Regions from separate parts of the Homo sapiens genome. Here region 1 is linked to region 2. A link is a loop called in an ENCODE intact Hi-C map of the cell type or tissue named here. Cell type or tissue: ovary. All regions are shown on one strand. Each heading gives the region's core, and the rest is flanking DNA. Links, peaks and the distances in the headings are about the cores only.

What was found. Hi-C counts contacts between places; a loop is a spot of excess contacts. Peaks named below come from ENCODE experiments on the same cell type or tissue, not always from the same donor. Only the 100,000 strongest peaks of a DNase experiment are listed, where the experiment ranks them.
Region 1: a loop joins it to region 2, with 4 times the contacts of the local background. A loop is called at or near these places in 23 of 110 quality-filtered maps.

Annotation. Positions count from the first base shown.
Region 1 is chr3:16,054,434-16,065,192 of GRCh38, reverse strand. No RefSeq gene overlaps it. Among named protein-coding and RNA genes, the nearest start is that of GALNT15, 110 kb to the left of the region's middle. RefSeq lists an enhancer at 4,343-5,542. In ovary, for the core only: no CTCF peak of the experiment used is centred there; DNase peaks (open chromatin) are centred at 4,122 and 4,572; H3K27ac peaks cover 2,500 bases.
Region 2 is chr3:15,622,983-15,633,741 of GRCh38, reverse strand. The region is part of intron 1 of BTD (biotinidase); the gene reads right to left. Among named protein-coding and RNA genes, the nearest start is that of BTD, 27 kb to the right of the region's middle. In ovary, for the core only: a CTCF peak has its summit at 3,420; a DNase peak (open chromatin) is centred at 3,401; H3K4me3 peaks cover 305 bases; H3K27ac peaks cover 2,096 bases.

The sequences.
Region 1 (10,759 bases), core at 3,186-5,685, 430 kb before region 2:
TAGATCTGAATTTCAGCTTCATCATTTAGCTGCTATGTGACCTCCAGGAAGATAATTAATTCCCTGAGCCTCAGTTTCCTTATCTGTAGAGTTACTTTAATCTTCCTTGCAGGGTTGTCCCACATATCAGATGTCAAGACAGCAGCCTGCCTAGGACGTGCACAGGATGGGCGCTGAACAGAAGTCAGTTGCTGACAGATTTCATACCTCTGAGGTCCAACAGAGATCCTTAGAGAAAAAAAAGTAAAGTCCTACTCATGAGAGAGACCCAGCAAAAAGGGCAGAGCAGGGGCCTGAGCTAACACAGGGAACAGCAACTTCCTCTTCTCTTCAGACCATTCAGCTGACACTCCTCTTAGTTTTCATGCTGAAAAGGGGAAAATATTTTCCAGGCAGTTGGGAGGAGAGTTTTTCCATTAATCTTCCCCTTGCACATTGCTTCACTAAGATCCAAAGTGACACAAAACTAACTCCAGGAGTTCACACCAAGGAGGATGGAAAAACATACCCCTGCCAGAGCTAAGGAAAGGAGCTCTCTCCAGGCAAGGGGGCCATTTCATCAGGGGAAGTGTCAGCACCGCCCTCCAACCCATCGCTGCACCCCAAGAGCACACATGAAAGCAGCATCCCACAGGCCTCCCTAGCGTGTCTGAACACAGTCCTGAAAGAGTGCTTTACAAATTTCTGGACATCCAAGCAGAAGCGACATGCCTAGGAAGTATGGGGGCTGAGAAGGAGGGTCAGCCAACCACATGAGCCCTGTCTTGTGCCCCAAAGCCTCCATCAGAGACTAGACCTCAACTTTTTTTTTTTTTTTTTTTTTGACATGGAGTCTCGCTCTGTCACCCAGGCTGGAAGACAGCGGCTGATCTCGGCTCACTGCAACCTCCACCTCCCAGGTTCAAGTGATTCTCCTGCCTCAGTCTCCTGAGTAGCTGGGATTACAGCCGCATGCGCCACCATGCCCAGCTAATTTTTGTATTTTTAGTAGAGATGAGGTTTCACCATGTTGGCCAGGCTGGTCTTGAACTCCTGACCTCAGGTGATCCCCCCTGCCTTGGCCACCCAAAGTACTGGGATTACAGGTGTGAGCCACTGCACCCAGCCAGATCTCAACTTTTTTATTCAGTTTCCCTCCAGCCATGAAGGATGATCTTTGAAGTGGACTCCTTCAGTCCAGCCTGACAGCCCATCCAGATCTGGGTACCCAGATTTCAAATGGATGCCCTCCACATTTATAGAACCAAATAAACAGGGAGGGAAGAAGCTAGCAGGAACTGCTATCCCAGAATCCAGTTGGGATTGACCAGAAAGTGCACTGAAGCCTTCCCAGTGTTTGGCAGAAAATCAGCCTCCTTGATCAATGGGATGGTTGTTTTGCTGCTGACAAGCTAGCTATTGATGGTGCCAGCTGGCCTTTCCTTTCACACCAAGGCGGAGCTGGGAGCTGAAGGGTAAGGCAGGCATCTGGAAGTGCACATCCTGGCTCTAGACACTCTTCCTGCTGCTTCAAGGGTGCTGGCCCAGAAAAGAAAGAAAAGACGGAATAAGATGCTCTTAACCTGTGCATCTCTCCCTCCAAGGGCAAGTGGTAAAGGGAACATGAGGCTGGCTCTAGTCCAGGCTCTACAACTCAAGTTGAGACAGAGTTTCGCTCTTGTTGTCCAGGCTGGAGTGCAACGGCACCATCTCGGCTCACCACAACCTCTGTCTCCCGGGTTCAAGCAATTCTCCTGCCCCAGCCTCTGGAGTAGCTGGGATTACGCCTGGCTAATTTTTTGTATTTTTTAGTAGAGATGGGGTTTCTCCATGTTGGTCAGGCTGGTCTTGAACTCCCAACCTCAGGTGATCCGCCCACCTCAGCCTCCCAAAGTGCTGAAATTACAGGCATGAGCCACCATGCCCGGCCCCACCTCTTCTCTTGAATTGCTCCCCGTGACAGACTGATCTGGAAACCCCTTTGTCATCAATGGGTCCTCCCTGCACTTTACCTCTATCTCCTTCATCCATATGTCTCTGTCAGAGACACCATTCAGTCATCCATTCACTCAGCAAACATTTAAGGAGACTTGGCCACAGTAGTGAGTGAGACTGATGTGACACTGCCTCATGCCACCTGCAGCCTGGCTTCTGCCCTTGTTCGAGCCCTCCCCACAACTTGTCTGAACCGTTGCCATTGACAGGTCTCCTCACCATCATTCTGTCTTCCCTCTACTCTGTCCCCACAGCTGCCAGAGAAATCTTTCTAAGGAGCGGCTTTGACCATATTACTTCCTCCCTCTTTCTTAGTCCCAATGTGTTATCTATAAAAACTCAGAAGGATAAGCAACATCACAGCATTGAGGTGAAGATAAAAGGAGATCATATTCTGTGAACACCCTTGGCTCCACAATAGGTATTTAAGAACAATTTGTTGAATTCATCTGATTTGTTTGGCTTTTGTCGGTTAGCAAGATGCCAGTAACCAGTGAGTGGCTTACTAGATCCCAGGTGCTGAGCCAGGCATTTTGTGTACATCATTTCTTTTCATCTTCTCATCAATTCTGTAAGGAAGGTTCTTTTCACTACACCCATTTTGTGCCTAAGAAAACTGCAGCCCAGAATGTTAAAGTAATCTGTCCATGGCCCCTTCTAGAAAGAAGGCAGAGCTAAGACTCAACTCTAAGTTCTGGTTTCAAAGTCTAACTCTAATGCTATGGAGCCTCTCTCAAGAGTTTCCTTTTTTGTAAACATAATGTTGGGGGTCTCCTCTCCTCGAGAAATGCCTGGAGAATTAAATGAGTTATATTTTAATGAGCTTGGAGGGCATCATCTCCAACCATCTCATTTTATAGATGAGAAAACCGAGGTCCAGGGAGGCAACTTACCCAAGACCCAGCAGCTGGTGCCAGAACCTGGAACAGCAGGTTCCAGTTCTGACACCCCCATGCTCTATTGTGAAAAACAGCAGGCATACAGAAAATAAAACTGCTTCATGGAATATCAAAAAACAGTCTTGCAACCACCAGCCATGTCAAAAAAGAGAACATTCCAGCATCCCAGGAACCCCCTCTCATACTCCTTTCCCTTCTAAAAGTAACCAATATCCTGACTTTTATGGGAATCATTTACTTGTTTTTCATTATAATATGATACATATATCCTATATATCACCAAACTATGCATTCCTAAGCACTATGGTTTAACTTTTCCTAACTTTGAGTTTTACAGTGTAACACCACAGTGCATACTCTTTTGTGTGTAACTTTTTTTCCTGAATATTTTGTCTGTGTTTCAGCCATGTTGCATGCAGCCGTAGTTCATTCATTTTCATGGCTGTATAGTATTTGCACTCATTGAATTGTGTCCCCCAAAAAGTTCACATCCACATAGAACCTCAGAAAGTGACCTCATTTGGAAACAGGACCTTTGCAGATGTAATCAGTTAAAATGATTCATACCGGATTGGGGGGCCCTTAATCTGATGACTGTTGTCTTTATAAGATGTTCATGTGAAGACATTGAGAGAAACAGGGAGAGTACCATGTGAAGATGGGGGCAGAGATGGGAGTGATGACAGCTACAAGCCAGGGAATGCCAAGGATTGCAGGCAAAGACCAGAAGCTGGGAGACAGGCATGGAGCAGATTCTCCCCGAGAACCTCCAGAAGGAACCAACCCTCCTGATACCTTGATTTTACACTTCTAGCCTCCTCAATTGTGAAATGATAAATTCCTGTTATTTTAAGCCACACAGTTTGTACTAATTTGTTATGGCAGCCCTAGGAAATGAATATAGTATTCCACTGTATAAACAGCTGCAGTTTACTTATAAATATACCACCATTTCTTGATCCATTCTGACGTTGATGTCGTTTGGTTAGTTTCTCATTTGGAGCTATTATGAGCAATGCCACTGTGAACATTGTTGTTCATGTGTCCTGGTGCAAGGATGTGCACTTCTCTGGATGACATGCCTCCACTGCCACCCTGCTTCCTGAGCAGTCAGCCCTCTATGGCTATAGCAGTAGAAATTCTGGGTCCTGGTAATGAAACAACTCAGATAAAGCAGAAAAAGACAACAGTGCAGCTAGCCAGAGCCCTGCTGGTGATGCACCCTCTGATTCACTGCAGCTCCAGCCAAGCTTCTCCTGCATGAATTCTCCATTCCTCCATCCCTGACCTTGCTGTGGCCCTGACTCCAGCAATCACTACCTCCCACTGACAGGGGAGGATCCTCTCCCTGATTTTGGCTCTGCCCTGCCTCCACCAGAGTCTCTACACCCCCTTTAGTCCCTTTCTTTTTTTTCTTTTTTTTTTTTTTTGCTAGCTGATCGAGTTTGGAACTGGTCTGTTCTTTGTTGCCCCCCTGGACTCAGCCATAGCATCTCAGACCAAAAGTTCCTAACAATGGTCCCTCCTTGCAAGGAGAGGCTTCCTGAATTATTTTCTCCCCCATTTACCAGGAAATCCACTGATTTTAGAGATTTTCCACCCCTAAGGACAGTAAGAACCTGAGGGCAGAGAGTGTAAGGCATCACGGGGCAGGAGAGGTGAGCATCTATGTGGTGGAAGCTGGGGTGCCGATGCACGTGGCTGCAACAGCATCTCCCAGTGGCCAAGTCACAGGGGAAGAAAAGAATGTTTGTGTCAACCACCAAAGGGCTGAGGTAAACAGTTGTCTTCACTCACTGCCCATTCCTGAAGATGAGTCACTTCCCAAACTTCCAGAGCTGTGACGACAATTGTTTATCTGACATGGACATTGAGCTTGTTTTCATTGCTGCAATACCATCTCAAAGCACACTGGGTTGTCCTTCTTCTGAGTAACAACATCCTCTTATTATGAATTCTGTATTTCATTTGGACCCACCTTCTTAGCATTTGTATTACTCCGTACAACTTGTTCTAGGAAATTGTGAAAATAGCAATATTGAGGTAAATAGAATTCTTTTTCTTTTTCATTTATTTTTAGGAAAATCTTACTGCTTTGATTTTAAAATCTGATGACAAATCTGTGGTTAACCCCACCCATCACTGTGCTGAAGAAAGAAATTGGATATTTTTTCTGTGGAATTTCAGCAGTCAATACTCTTTCCTTATTGCTCAAAGTCCTCCCACAGAGAAGTTCTGGGGAAATAGAGAGAAGGCAAAGGGTGGCAGTTGGGAGCCAAAATGCTTAGAGTTATAGTAAATGCAAAATGTGTTAAAAAGAACCTTGAGCTTTCAGTGGTACCACTGTCTTATATCCAACTCACAGAGCAATGTGGTGGGGGATGTATCAGGCAAGGTTCAATCAAGGAAGCATGACCACGATGAATGATGTAGAAAAACACAGATTTGCAATAGAGATTGGACCTGGAGTCATGATGGGAGCTGGTGGAGATGTCTGTGCAAGGCTGTTCCCTCTGCATTTGGTGGGCCAATCCTGAAGTTGCTATGGGTCAGCAGGCCAGGCTGTTTGGATGGAAAGCTGGGCATGAAGTGCAAAAAAGCAAGGAAAACGAAAATCTGTGAAGACAAAGAGGAATCCATAAGGACCAACTGAAATCCACAGGGACCAACTGCAAGTCATATCTGTCTTCTACCATCTCAATCTCAACCACATCGGTGACCCGCAAGCTGGGATCCTCCATCATGGAGTGACACACACTCCTGGCCAGAGCAGCTACAGGAGGAGGTCCAGAAGGAGGAGAGGAGGTGCAGGCCCAGCTGCTGCCCTGTGTAGGTCCGTGATGAGTGAAGACTGCAGCAGCCCCTTGTGTCCGACACCGACCTCCAGACAGTGATGGCTGATGCTCCACATTCACCTTCCAAATCTCACGCAGATTCCTCACATGGCACTCCTAATCTAGACCATACAGGGGAAGGAATTCTGGGAAATGTAGTTCTAGTAGCTAAGTTGACACAATACAAAACCATCACAGTGGTGGAGTCAGAAATACCAGGCAGATAGTTAAGTATGGTGCTCCCTTCTAGAGGCACCACTAAGCTAACACGCATACACTGCTTACAATGTGCCAGACACTCTTCCCAGCACTTGACACACACCAACTCATTCAATCCTCTGAACAGCCTGATGAAGTAGTTACTTTCATTATTCCTATTTCATAGATGAAAAGCTAAGGCACAGAGAAGACCACAAAGATAGTAAGAGGCAGACAAATTCTAGCATGATAGTGGTCATACTGGGCAGCCCTTCATCTGTACTTTTTATGGCCTGCTATTTTTAAATCCTGAATCCTGCTTTCTTCTAGTTTTCTGTTTTAATATGCTGTTCCCTCTCTGTCAGATCTGGGGGCCCTGACTGAATTTTCTTATGAGTGAATTATTCTGGTATGACTATAGCTCTCCTCTTCCCTGTAATCCATGTGAAAAGAAATGTATGTCTTTTCTCATATTGTCTTAATTCCAGGATAAAAATTTCTGCCTGAAAATAACTCACCTAAGTATTAACTAGGTTTATTTCTCAAGATCATATAAGGAAGTGATTAAGAGTATGGAATTTAGAGGCAGATTTGAATTCCATCTGCACTGGTCACTAGCTGAATGATCCTGGTCAAGTCATAGGCAAATTGGCTATTATTATTATTATTATTTGTAGCAGCCATTTATTGCTGGGTAACAAATCAACCCAAAACTCGGTGACTTAAACAACAATCATTAATTCTTGCTTGTGTGTTCAAAGGTTGGGTGTGGTTCTGTTAATCTAGTCTAGCATCAGCTAGGTATCTCTGAAGCAAGTTGAAGGTACAGCTGGGCTTGGCTCCTCACTGATTTGGGGCTCATGTCTACTCCATGTGTGTTCATCATTGCTAGGAGGCAGGAGCTTCCCAGGACAAGCTCTTCTCATGGTAATGGTAGAGATACAAGACAGGCAAACAGAATCAAGTACTGTCACTTAAGACAGACCCAAAACTTTGCCATATTATCACTTTCACTCACATTCCATTGGCTAAAGCACAAGTCTAGGTCAGGGAAGTACAAATATAGATAGTAAATATAGATGGCAAAGGGTGTGGACAGAGGGAGGAAATAATTAGAGTCAATAATTTACAATATTATTAAAAAGCAAATAGCTCTCCTGAGGTTCCCCTTTTAAGTATATTTCTAGATATCAGAAGTTTAACTTTGAGAAGAAATGCAAAAGTGAGTGGATATTTCAGATTGGATAGTTGATTAGGTGGATGACATTCAGAGAAGAATTTGGAGCATATTTTCCTGCTCTCCTTGCAATCACTTTAGGTCAAATTCTGCTGTGTGACATCCATCCTATATTCCTGTGATCCGTTGACATAGGTCCAGTCATTGATGTTGTTTACATATTGAAATCCTTCCCAGCATCAGTTCTGGGTTTGGCCTAGAGAACCAAAGACCCATTTTAGGCTCTCACCATCTCCCATTCCCTTACTACACATCTCACTCAAGGACATTTTGGCCGGGCGCGGTGGCTCACGCCTGTAATCCCAGCACTTTGGGAGGCTGAGGTGGGAGGATCACGAGGTCAGGAGATTGAGACCATCCTGGCTAACACGGTGAACCCCGTCTCTACTAAAAATACAAAAATTAGCCGGGCGTGGTGGAGGGCGCCTGTAGTCCCAGCTACTCGGGAGGCTGAGGCAGGAGAATGGCGTGAACCCGGGAGGCGGAGCTTGCAGTGAGCCGAGATTGCGCCACTGCACTCCAGCCTGGGTGACACAGCAAGACTCCATCTCAAAAAAAAAAAAAAAAAAAAAATTTATCCCACCAACAGAATTTGGACCACAATTCTCAAGGATTTTAGGGACAGACTGGGCCTCTAGGGAGAAAAGTCTGTTTCATCCTTGTGACTGAGTTACATCAGAAGCACACAGGTTGAATTTCCTGATTTCTAAGTATCTGCCTCCGGTGTCTTATTTATTTGTCAATGTATCATTTTTTTAAAAAAGAAAAAAAAGGTTTTGTTTCCATGATGAGATATGTCATCTACATTTATTCTCTTGGGTGAGCTTTATTCATTTTTTTTCTCCTAGAAAAAAAATTTAAGCATTTTTTAGAGCAGAATTAACGTTGGTCCGCTGAGTTCCCAGTAAATGAGGCAGCCCTCCCCCAGAGTAGCATCAAATCAAAACCAAACCCTGTTACCCATTGTCCACTACAGTATAAGCTCCTTGAGGAAAACAAGTCATGTTGTCTTCATGTTTCTATATGTACAGGGCCTGGCACAGTTGAAGCTCAAAATATCTTTGTTAATTAAATGACTAAATTCCAGGCCTCTGTGACAGAGTCCATTGTAACAAGACTTCAAAAAACAAGAACACTGTCATGTTGCATGGCTGTGGATGTAGGTTCTCATAGGAGACATTTTTTAGGGAAGAATTAATTCTTGGCAAAATTATGACATGGTCATAAAATTGTTTTCAGGTCTCAGCGTCTCAACTGTGTGGTCACCTCAAAGCCCTGCTACCCTATATCCCTCTGGTTTCTTCCCATGATGCAAAAATGTAGGTAGGGTTCAGGGACATTCATTTATTTTTTTATTCACATTGGTTTATTGAGCATCTATTATATGCCAAGCACTATGTGTTAGGTTTTAAGAATTAAAAAAATTAAATATAGCATGGCAACTGCCCTTAGGGAGTTAATAGTTTACTGACAGATATATACATGTAAGCTGACCATTATTACACAACATGACAAATTCCCAGATACTGTGGGAATTCAGATGGGATATTCCTAGTCCTTCCTGGAAGAGGTGACATCTGAAATGATTCTTGCTGGACAAATAAGAGTTGAGAATGAGGTGCGGTTCCAGGAGAAAGAACAACATGTACAAAGACTTAAGCTGGAGAGCAATGAACATTCTTGGAACACCATGGAGCTCAGCGTGACTGGGGAAAGGGGTGTGAGTCTGGGTGTGACCAGAGATGTGGCCAGAGAGGGAATCATAGCTGGATCATGCCTGTCAACTCTTAAGGCCTGCTGAGAAGTATTGATTTATCCTTAGGACAATGGGCAGTCACTGAAATTTGTAAACAGAAAAATGACCTGATCAGATTTGTGATTTTAAAAAGGTATAGACTTGAATCAGGGAGACCAATTAACTGAGATCGCCACAATTATCCAAACAAGAGGCCCCTGTCTAGAGGTTCCTGCATAGTGACAGGTCAGTTGCAGTGCAGGGTTTCACCTGCGAATACCCTGCGTGAGCTCTGGTCTACGTGCCTTTGACACATTACAAGCTTTGGCCACTCTACTCACACTTGACTTGAATTTCCGCCTTTGGTGATTATTTTTTCCTGCCAGGTTTGAAGTTGACAGCTTCCAGTGTTTGATAGATTTTTGGTACATCGCTTTCAGACTTTTTATTTCCTTTTAAGTAGAAAACTGTGGGGATTTTTCATACTTGAAACGCAAGATTGCATGAATGACTTAGTTCAAACTTCTCCCAAAATATTGACTTTGGGTAAAGACCAAATCTGAATTTCAGGCTGGAGCACAAAAACAGGTTTGGACATTGTTGTTGTTTCTTCTCTTTGAAAAGAAGGAAAAAAGGAAAAGTGTGAGCAAAGCAAAGAGAAGCAGAAAGTGAAAGGAAAGGGGAGAGAGAAAGCAGGAGGTTTTTCATTTCACCGTTCAAAGAATTAGCATCCGAATAATAAATAATATCCATGTGAACTTCCCTCATTCTATAGGAAACAACAATGCCAAATTCTGAACCTTCTGAGCAAAATGTCACAGACTTAATGTTCCCTATCGACACATGAATTGACTCCGGTTCCCTCCCTTCCCTGCCTTTCTATGCCTGCAGTCTCTCCCTAAATCACCACCACCACGATAGGGTCAAGTGTGGCCTCGGCTGCCTGTCACTGGGATAGAAAGGATTTCTCTTCTATTGATTCTCCAAAGAAACAATTATCAAGTAAAATGAAAATTTCATTTTCAATTTTCATAGGCCTACAGCCCTTGCTATCTGTATCTGATTCTGAAGTTCTATAAGGCTGAATATGATGCATTCAGTGTAATCTATTTACTGTCCCTTGCAAGGTTAACTATTACTGCATAAAACCACTCTAAAGCTTAGGGACTTTGAACAAAACAGTTTGCTATTTCTCACAATTCTGTGGGTTGATCCGGTGTGTGAATACTTCACTGGGTTTGGCTGGGGTAAGGTGTGTGTATACTAAACTAAGGTTGGCTGGGGGCATTGGGATTGTTAGAAGGCCCTAAATGGCTTCACTCACATAAATGTCAATTAGTGCTGGCTGTCAGCTGGGAGCTCAGCTGGGGCTGCTGGTTGGAGGCCTCAGTTATCCAGTTTGGTTTCTCACATGGCTAATTGGGCTTCCTTGCAGCACAGTAGCTGGGTTCCATGAAGGGGTGTTCCAACAGGTGGATGCTGCAGTTCTCTTATATAAAGTACTTCTGCTCTGTTCTGTATGTTAAAGCCATCCACATAGTCAGTCCAGATAAAGGAGAAAGAAAATGGCAAGGACATACCATAAATGCATGTGGGAATGAAAGATATAATTGGCAGAAAGAAAAAGCCAATAGGAAGAGGTTACATTGAACAGCTAACCTCTAAGTGTTTAGATCTGGATGGTACAGGATCAGACTCAGTTGTCCCTGGGGAATGTTCAGTGAGTAGCTAAGAACTAAGCCCTTTGTAAAAAGCCTCATTAGGTTCATAGCCTGTGAGATGATCATATATATCCTTTCTCTAAGAATTCTGTCAGTCTCTTTAATTTTGGCACAGTACACAATACACAACTTGATCCTGATGAAAGTAGTTATTACAGTTT
Region 2 (10,759 bases), core at 1,961-4,460:
TGACAATATTTCTGAAGTATAACGCAAAGGCCTCACTAAGAGGTATGGAAACTGAGGCCAGGAGAGGAGGGTATGAACCAGTCCCCAGTGGGGGCAAGTGAGGAGTGCCTGGGGCCAAGAGTGGCATTCACATTACATCTCTTTCTCAACTGAGAGCTGGGTACCACCGATGTCGGGGTACAGAACATTTGTTTATGTCTAAAGGACTTGCAATCCAGCAAAACAAGGAAACCGCAAAATCCGCAAGGTATCACATTTCTTTCTATCTGGAGAAGATAAAATTTATTTTACAAAAGGAGCCCGGTAGGAGAGCTCTAAGTGGCAATCATTTGTGTGTGAACAAAGGTAGGTCGATAATAAGAGGTTATGCAGATTCAACCAGGTATTCATGCTTGAAAGAACCAAGCTTAATGAGGTAGAAGAGAATGAGTAATTACAATAAAAATAGGTCTAGTCAGCCGGCCCTCAGTATCCATTGTTTCTGCATCCATGGATTCCACCAACCTTGGATTGAAATTACTGGGGTGGGAGGGGGAGGAGGGAGCCCAATAAAAATAATAGCACAACAATAAAAAATAATAGCAATTTAAAAAATACAGTATAACAATTATTTATATAGCATTTAGTTTGTATTAGGTAGTGTAAGGGATCTAGAGATGATTTAAAGTGTACAGGAGGAAGTGTTTAGGTTACATGTAAATTCTACACCATTTGATATAAGGGACTTGAGCATCTGAGGGTTTCGGTATCCACGGGGTCCTGGAACCAGTCCCAACAGATACTGAGGGACAACTGTACATCAATTTGCCCTTCCCAAAGAAACATTTTACCCAAATTAGCAAATGCTGCTTTTCTCTCTTTGGCATCACACATACCTTCTCAGGAAAAAGTAAATAGGGCCTGTGGCAAGGACTCTGAAGGGTTCAGCAGGCAGCAGCGGGAGGTGCTCAGTTGTAAAGTGGCAGGACTAGAGGTAGGGCTGGAGGGGCCCAGGCATCCCCCAGAAGCCTTCCAGCAGCTACCAGGTGCTGGCCCGTGAGGTTATGCACGGGACGACTGGGGTGCGGGGCCTTCCTGGGAACAAGGGGCCCTGGAAGTCATGGGGTTCTTGGAAATACAGCAGCTGACCCATCTTTAGAGCTGGTCAGGACCTGGACCATAAAGAAAATGGTAACTAGAGGTGTGACAAGGTGGCAATGTACTTGCTTTCATTGAAGGGCATCTGACATAGGAGAGTAAACTGCAGGAAGGGTCCAGTGTGAAAGCACAATTGAGGCAACCATGTGCACGCCCTCTGAGATGAGGGCCTTGGCTCGTGGGGTGTACTGAACCCCACTTCCAGGGAACAGCAGAACCAGGAAGGTGCTGGCTTCAGACAGCCATGCAATTCCCAACTGTGGGCCAGCCCCAGGGGTTAGGTGTCAGGGGTCCAACAGTGGACAAGACAGACCCTTCCTCGTGGGGCTCGTGCTCTGGATAACTGTGTGAGATGGTGATTAAGCACAAAGGAGAAATGAGGCAGTGAAGGTGGTAAGGTGAGGCGAGGGGGACAATTTTAAGCAGTGTGGTCAAGGAAGACCTCGATGAGAGGGTGATGTTTGGACCGAGGCCTGAAGGGGGTTCGGGAGGAAATCACGTGGGTCTGCGAGGTGAGAGCACGGCAGGCAGAGAGCCTGAGGCAGGAGCATGCCTCACGGGCGGGTGCAAGAAACAGCAAGGACAGCAGGGGGCTGGAGCCAAGGGGACAAGGAGAAAGTGGCAGCAAAAGGAATCACAGAGAGAGAAATGACAGGGACCTGCTTAGTGGTCTCCTAACATCCCCCTGCATTTGTCCTCATCCTCTTCCATTCTGGACTCATAAGAGCAGCCAGTGAGATCCAGAGAAAGCCTGAGTCTACCAAGGTGCACCTCTGAAACTCTTCCAGTGACTCCCCAGTTCACGTAGCGCAGAAGTCAAAGTCCTTACAATAAGCCAATAGAAAGCATCTGGGAGACAGGAAACACTTGGCAGGTGGGGAGAGATGCAGAGTGGCATCTTGAAGTAAGCATCCTGATCTTGGACGGCCCTACAGAAGCTCTGCTTCTGATTTCATAAGGAAAACATTCCCCCAACACCAGTCCTGATCAGGAAGGTTCTTTCCATCTAATAGGAAAAATCAGTCTCAATTACATGGAAATCTATTTCATGTAAATTTGGTAATATGTCAATCACTAGATATTTTTACACACAAGGGATTTTTCCCCACCTTGCTAAATGATTCATCTTAATAATTAGCTGTGTTTCCTTCCTAGCCATGCTATTACAATAGTGTCTTCTGAAATAAAATGAGAGGGATTATTATTAAGGCATTCTTAATAATTTCAGAGGCAGATACATACATTAAAAAATCTTTAAAAGATAAATAAAACATCTTTTTAATAAAATATCTTGTCATTCTTTACTTGTCAGGGAGAATAGCAATCCTATGATTAGGAAAGGAGGCAGGAAAAGTTGGCAGAGGAGATGTCACATCCTGTGGAACAAAGCCTGAGGGAACTGCTAAGTCATTAGGAACCGGCATAGTATACATTTCTATGTGTAGTGACTGAATGCCAAGAAAAACATTGGGAAGTTCCAACAGTCTTTAAATTATTCTCATGAATTTCGTGACTTCATTGTCTAAATTCTTTTACATAAACAGGAGAAATAATGTCTATCTTCACCTAATTTATATGATCTGAATTTAAAGAAATCACAAAAATGATCTTTTATTTCCCAGAAAGTCTTCTCTTGCCTCTTGTTATCTGATTGTCACATCTGAGTGTGCTGGTCATGAGCTTGTCCGTGACCGGCCCCTGGAACAAGAAGCTCCACAATGGTTCTCGCGTGGGCAGCTTTGTTTAAACCCACCCACTACCAAGACGTTTGATGTCTCATTCGGAAAGTTCAAGGGTAAACACTTGTGAGTGACAGCTGATGATTTAAGCCTGAACTCACCAGCAACTGTGAATAAGTTATCAAGCTAATATGTCCTCTGAGTTGAGGTGGTAAATTGTAATTTCACTTTCAAAAAAAATTCCAGCTATTATTTTAAAAAAAGAGAATGATATACAGAAGTGTAACTGTGCACTGTGCCTTTGATTAGCCAGTTTCTGCTCCATTGGCTAGAATAATTTATCCTAGGAAACCAAATGTGCAATCAAAGGATCTTGACATTTCAACTGAAACACGTTATATCTTTCTTTTCCTCAAATGAGAAACTGCCTTCACAGTTTAAGTCAAATAAAACTTCTTCCTGAAATGCCCAGGTATTTAATGTAAGAAGGCTTTTTTGCACATGGAATTTGAATAACAGTCTGTCTTTCACTTTCTATAGACAGAAGGAACCCCGGCTGAGACTGATTCTCAGACAGTTGCTACTGCCACTCCGTGGACAAACTGAGTATCATTAACCCAAGTGGCTACGCATGTGACCTTAGGTATCGCAATAGCAGAGCCATTCTTAAGCAGTAAATGGATGGCTTTTCCCCCCTTTCCTTCTCCATTTCTAATACTTCATCTATCTCTTTTACAGTTAAACAAGACCCAGAAAGCATCTGACTTTCAAGATTTGAGTTTCATGAAAGCTGTTTTTTACTCACCACACTCCCACGATGGCATCTTTTTGAATTTGTTGCAATTTCATACAATATGACTGGATGTAAAAAGTGACGCTGCCCATTCCCCCTGTGACACACAGCGTCTGCGTGGGGAAATCTGTCTGAATTAAGGGATCTACAATCAATGCCACATTGCATTTTACATGCAATATAAACCGTTTGAATATCCATTATTATTATTTTTTTATCTTCCTGCCACACAAAGCAGAGAAAGCAGATGGTAAAAATTCCATCTTCATGGTGAGGGAAAACTCCAGGACTGGTTAGTAATGATAATGAGACTGGGAGCCAGGTCTCCTGGCTTCTGGTCCAGCCTGCCTAGTGCATGTTGAAGAACCAGGGCAATTTAGTGGTCAAGCTTTAATGACCACTGCGGAGGTGAAACCCTGTCTGTACTAAAAATACAAAAAGTTTGCCGGGCATGGTGGCACGTGTCTGTAATCCCAGCTACTCCGGGAGGCTGAGGCAGGAGAATCGCTTGAACTCGGGCGGCGGAGGTTGCAGTGAGCCCAAATCGCACCATTGCACTCCAGCCTGGGTGACAGAGTGAGATTCCATCTCAAAACAAAACAAAACAACCACCGTGGAGTCTTCAATACGCTGCAGGGGAAATAAGCAGAAATTTCAAGGTAGCTCTCCCAAGGGAGATTCTGGGTGATCAGACCAGAGCAGAGGGTCTCAAATGTAAGCACGCCATCAGAGTCACCTGAAGGCTTGAACACACAGATCTCTGGAGCCCATGCCTGGAAGTTTTGATTGAGTAGGTATGGAATAGGGTCTGAGAATCTGCATTTTATGGCAAATTCCAAGGTGATGCTGATGCTCCTGGTCTGAGTCACACTTGGAGAACCAATTGAGTAGAAGATAGAGGAATGTATATCCTATATTCTGACTCCTATTGTTCCCTTATGTCAAAGAAAGTTATGAGTCAGAAACATCATCTTCATTTCTCAGGTGCCTCTCCAATAGGGCTGATGGAATCTGGGCAGATTTCAAAGTATTTCTACCATATTTAATGAAAATAAGCAGCAAAGAAAGCATTAAACACTCAAACTAGAAGGAAAAATCTCCCCTAAACAATTTGATGCAGGTCAGTTAAAGGACTCAGTGCTTGTCTTAGCTATGGCAGGAATACCATTGAAGAACCAGGTTGTTATTGGTTTTTACTTAAATAAAATTCCTGATTTAAAAAAAGGTGGGGGGCAATATGGTAGACTAGATAATCTGAAAAATGTTTCAACCATATCCTGCAAAAATGAAACAGATTATTTTTAAATGCATATTTGAGTTTGCAGGAAAGTTAAAGGAAATCTTCGGTGGTCGAAAATGAACTGTGAAAAAGTCTTAAACTATTGATTGGAGACCTTGACCAGGCAGCAAGGAAAATACACACACATAAAGCTTTTCCACTGTCAGTCAGTCCTGGGACACATGAATGGTGGGGGCACTTCTAGCTACTCTGTTCTTCTGGAATGCTTATGGCTTCCAAAAACCATCGTCAAATTCTCTGAAATGAGTTTCAATGAGTGTCAGCAAGGTATTGCTTTTAAAAGCCTTTGGGAAATTTCTTACCCATTTCCTTCTTGGACTACCTTAAAGAACACCTTCTAGATAATGTGGACCTGAGGGCTTGACATCCAGAAGAAAAAGAACCAGTGCATGGAAAATGTGATGTCCTAGAACTACGTGTCAAAATTTTCAGGGAAGATGTGCTCAGAAATGTGGGCCATGTAATGGCTTTGTGATTATTAAATGTATGATGGACACAATATTGCTGATTGTATAGTGCACACAACATCTCTAGATGTATGGTGGATGCAACATAACTGTATGATGGATACAACCTCTCTAAGCCTGTGGTGGATACAGAATCTCTAAGCTTGTGGTGGATGTAACCTCTCTAAGCATGTGGTGGATACAATGTCACTACATCAAGTCCCATTACCCTTGTGCTCATCTCTGCCAGTACTCAGGAGTGAAAAATGCAGATGGAGATGCTCAGGATGCAAAGAGTGGAGAACAATGTGGTGGGTAATAGGGCCAAGGAACCCTGTTCCCCAAATCAAAAGAATAACCCTTGGGGCTGGGCATGGTGGCTCATGCCTGTAATCCCAGCACTTTGGGAGGCCAAGGTGGGTAGATCACCTGAGGTCAGGAGTTCAAGACCAGCCTAGCCAACATGGTGAAACCCCAACTCTACTAAAAGCACAAAAAATTAGCCAGGCGTGGTGGCAGGCACTGTAATCCCAGCTACTTGGGAGGCTGAAGCAAGAGAATAGCTTGAACCTCGGAGGCAGAGATTGCAGTGAGCCGAGATCGTGCCATTGCACTCCAGCCTGGGCAATAAGAGCGAAACTCCATCTCAAAAAACAAAACAAAACAAAACAAAAGAATAACCCTTAATAGGATAGGCTAGAAACACTGACGCTGGATGATAGTAGAAATTATGAAAGAAACAATTTAAAAAGCTAAAGTAAACCACAGTGCTGGAAATAACACATCAAAGGCCACCTTCTCTCATGCAGAGGCCAAGAGGCATATATTTAGGAGTGGCATAGTCAAAATTACCAAGAGAGGCCAGGCACAGTAACTAATGCCTGTAATCCCAACACTTTGGGAGGGTGAGGCAGGAGGATTGCTTGAGCCCAGGAGGTTGAAACTAGCCTGGGCAACATGGAGAAACACTGTCTCTACCAAAAAAAAATTTTTTTAATTAGCTGGGCATGGTGGCATGCACTTGTAGTCCTAGCTACTCGGAAGGATGAGATGGGAGCATCACTTGAGCCTGGGAGGCAGGGGTTGCGGTGAGCTGTGATTGCAGGACCCTGTCTTAAGAGGAACAGCAAAAAGCAGGCAAATGGGTCCTGGTGCCGTAGCTTCTGAGAACCTGTGGAGGTGCTCTTGATCCATGCGTGGTGGGAAGCACGGTGAGCCGGCATGCCGTGGCTGCTCAGGGGTGTTCGGTTGGAGGGCAGAGCTCAATCAAGAATGATGGTAACCTTTCCAGATCTGTTCACCAACTTGGCTGTCTTCTTCACCCATGGCATGGCAGATGTGTAGAGAAATGATTAGTATCTCTATCTTTGCCTTTCTTCCTGGAGGCATTGGACATTTTGGTTTTCTTCTGCTTTGGTCAAATGAGTAACTATTTGCATGCCTTTTTTCCTCTGACAGACGGTTCCAAGTCAGCCATAGCTGCATTCTGGTTCTAACACAAGTGCCATTGCCTTGTGCCATCTAGAGTCTCAGTAGGACAGACATATGACTAGCTCCCCTATGTCCTATAGCTTCTTTTTCTTTTCTTTTCTTTTTTTTTTTTTTTGAGACAGGGTCTTGCTCTGTTGCCCAGGCTGGAGTACAGTGGCATGATCATACATAGCTCACAGCAGCCTCAAACTCCTAGGCTCAAGTGATCCCTCCCCAACAGCCTCTCAAGTAGCTGGGACTACAGGTGCATGCTACCATGTGTGACTAATTTTTTAATTTTTTGTAGAGATGGGGTCTTGCTATGTGACTCAGGCTAGTCTCGACTCCAGGCCTGAAGCAATCCTCTCACCTAAAGTGCTGGGATTACAGCTGTGAGCCACCATGCCTGGCCTCTGTCCTACAGCTTTACCTGGCATGAGTGTCTGAGTCCTCCAGAGGTGGGGCTCCCTGAGGGTGCTGGGAGTACAGGATTGGGTAATGGAGGTTTCAGCGTCTTCCATGATAGTTGTAGGTGCAACATTCCTCAGCATTAGAGGCAAAGCAGAGGATCATCTAGCTCCTTTTGTGAAGAAGTTACTCTTAAAGTAGAAGGAGACTGCTACCCATAGCCAGGATTTCACCCAAATCTATTCTGACCAAAAGCCCACATGCTTTTTAATGCAACCACACTCAAAATAGTGGTGGTGGTGGGGGAGGTTGATTGAATATGATACTGGGATGGATGAATAACAACAGGAATAATAGCATCTTAGGCCATACACAAAAATAAACTCAAAATCAGAAGTTGAATATCAAATGTTAGAAAAGCTAGCATAAATTAGAATTAGGTATCAGATACTTGAAACAACTTTCTAAAATTTGGAACAGTTGAAATAAAAGAAGAAACAGATTGACAAATTAAAATGTACATGCAAAAAATAAACATCAAGACAACACTTATAAACAGGCAATGAACAAGAACAGATTTTAACAAGAAAATAAATCATAAACAAACACTTTGGAAGGCTTTGAACTTATATGCAAAATAAAAAATTAAAACTGGGCCAGGCGTGGTGGCTCACGCCTGTAATCCCAGCACTTTGGGAGGCCGAGGCAGGCAGATCACGAGGTCAAGAGATCGAGACCATCCTGGCTAACACGGTGAAACCCCATCTCTACTAAAAATACAAAAAATTAGCTGGGCGAGGGGGCGGGTGCCTGTAGTCCCAGCTACTTGGGAGGCCGAGACAGGAGAATTGCTTGAACCCGGGAGGTGGAGATTGCAGTGAGCCGAGATCGCACCACTGCACTCCAGCCTGGCATGAGAGTGAGACTCCGTCTCAAAACAAACAGAAAAAACAAAACAAAACAAACAAACAAACAAAAAACAACTCCAGAGGGACCCAGTCTTAGATGGAGGCACCCGCACTTTTGTAGGTTTTACCTCTAGGAGTTCTACCAGGTTCTCACAATGAAGACTGGAGAAAAAAATCCTCCCATGCTTCTGCCAGAGGAAGAGGGAAAGGAAACAAAGCATTCTGGTCTTTAGCAGGCCTCTCCTCCAGAGAAACTATTTTTACCTATTGGGGTTTTATCAAAGCTTAACTGACCTGGGGGAAGGGAAATACCCAACTCTAGCCCCATTCTGTCCCGCCTGAGTGGGGTTGGGGGCTGAGAAGCACTTGTAAAGTTCACAGTCCATAAACACAGGCTCCCTAAAGATCCCTAAAGACAATAGAACACATTCCCTCCCACCACATTTCAATTAAATGCCTTTTTACTGCTGTTCCTTTACTTAGTACATCGAGTCCAACTTCCAACAAAAAATTACAAGGTATACTAAAAGGTAAAAAATTGAGTTTGAAAACAGAGCAGGCATCAGAACCAGAGTTAGGCCAGGTGCGGTGGCTCATGGCTGTAATCCCAGCACTTAGGGAGGCTAAGGAGCTTAAGGCCAGGAGTTCAAGACCAGCCTGGCCAACATGGCAAAACCCTGTCTTTACTAAAAATACAAAAATTGGCCAGGCTTGGTGGCACACGCCTATAGTCCCAGCTACTTGGGAGGCTGAGGCACGAGAAATGCTGGAACCCAGGAGGCGGAGGTTGCAGTGAGCTGTTATCACACCACTGCACTCCAGCAGTGACAGAGGGAGGTGACAGAGGGAGACTTTGTCTCAAAAAACCTCCCAGAAGAACCAGAGTCAGATATGGCAGGGATGTTGTAATTATCAGACTAGCAATTTAAAATAAATATGATGAATATGCCACAGGCTCTACTGAAAAAAAAAACAACAGCCAACATGCAAGAACAGATGGGTAATCTAAGCAGGGAGATGGAAATTCTAAGAAAGAATAAAAAAAGAAATGCCTGAGATTAAAAAACACTAACAGAAATGAAGAATCACTTTAATGGATTCATTAGTAGATTGGACATGGCTGAGGAAGGAATCCCTGAGCTTGAGAATATGACAATAGAAATGCCCAAAACTGAAAAGCAAAGAGAAAAAAGACTGAAAAAAAGAAAAAAATCAACAAACAGTGGACTACAAAAGTTATAAATATGTACAATGGGAATACCAGAAGGAGAAAGAATAGAAGCAATATCTGAGGCAATAATGACTGAGAATTTCCCCAGATTAATATCAGACACTAAACCACAGACCCAGGAAGCTCAGAGAACACCAATCAGGTTAACTGCCAAAAACGAAAATAAAAAATAAAAAAATCTACATGTAGGCAAATCATATTCAAATTACAGAAAAGCAAAGATAAAGAAAAAATCCTGAAAGAAGCCAGAGGGAAAAAACATCTTATCTATAGAGGAGCAAAGATAAGAAAGATATCTGACTTCTCAGAAATCATGTAAACAATAAGACAGTGATGTGAAATATTTAAAGTGTTGAGAGGAAAAAAGTACCAGCCTAGCATTGTGCGTCTGTATTAGTCCATTCTCACACTGCTATAAAGAACTACCTGAAGCTGGGTAATTTATGAAGAAAAGGGGTTTAACTGACTCACAGTTCCACAGGCTGTACAAGAAGCATGGCTGGGAAGCCTCAGGAAACTTAGAATCACGGCAGAAGGGCAAAGGGGAAGCAAGCACATCTTCACATGGTGGCAGAAGATGGAGAGAGCTAAGTGGGAAGTGCTACACGCTTTTAAACAACCAGATCTCATGAGAACTCTATCATGACACAACACTAGAGGGATGGTGCTAAACTGTTAGAAACCATCCACATGATCCAATCACCTCCCACCAGGCCACACAACTCAACATGAGATTTGGGTGGGAACACAGAGCCAAACCATATAAACATCCTACAAAATTAACCTTCAAAAGCAGAGAAATAAGATACTTTCAGACAAAATCATGTGACAAAATCACATAAAATGTTCAATTAAAACACCAAAACTCAGAAAAAGACTGGAAGACAAAAACAGGAACTACGAACAAAGGCAGCAAGTAGAAAAAAGTAACAAATATGATAGATAATAATCCAACTATATCAATAATCACTTTAAAAGTCAATGGTATAAATATATCAATTCGAAACAAGAGATCATTACAGTAGATAAAAAACATGACTCAACTATATGTTGTCTACAAGAAACCCACTTTATAAAGACACATGTAGATTGTGTAGTAAATGGATGGACATACCATCCTAATAGTAACTGATATGGTTTGGCTGTGTCTCCACCCAAATTTCACCTTGAATTGTAGTAATCCCCATGTATCAAAGGTGGAGCCAGGTGGAGATAATTGAATCATGGGAGTGGTTTCCCACATACTGTTCTCATGGTAGTGAATAAGTCTCATGAAATCTGATGGTTTTATAAATGGAAGCTCCTCTGCACAAACTCTTGTCTGCTACCATGTAAGACATGCCTTTGCTCCTCATTTGCCTTCTGCCATGATTGTGAAGCCTCCCCA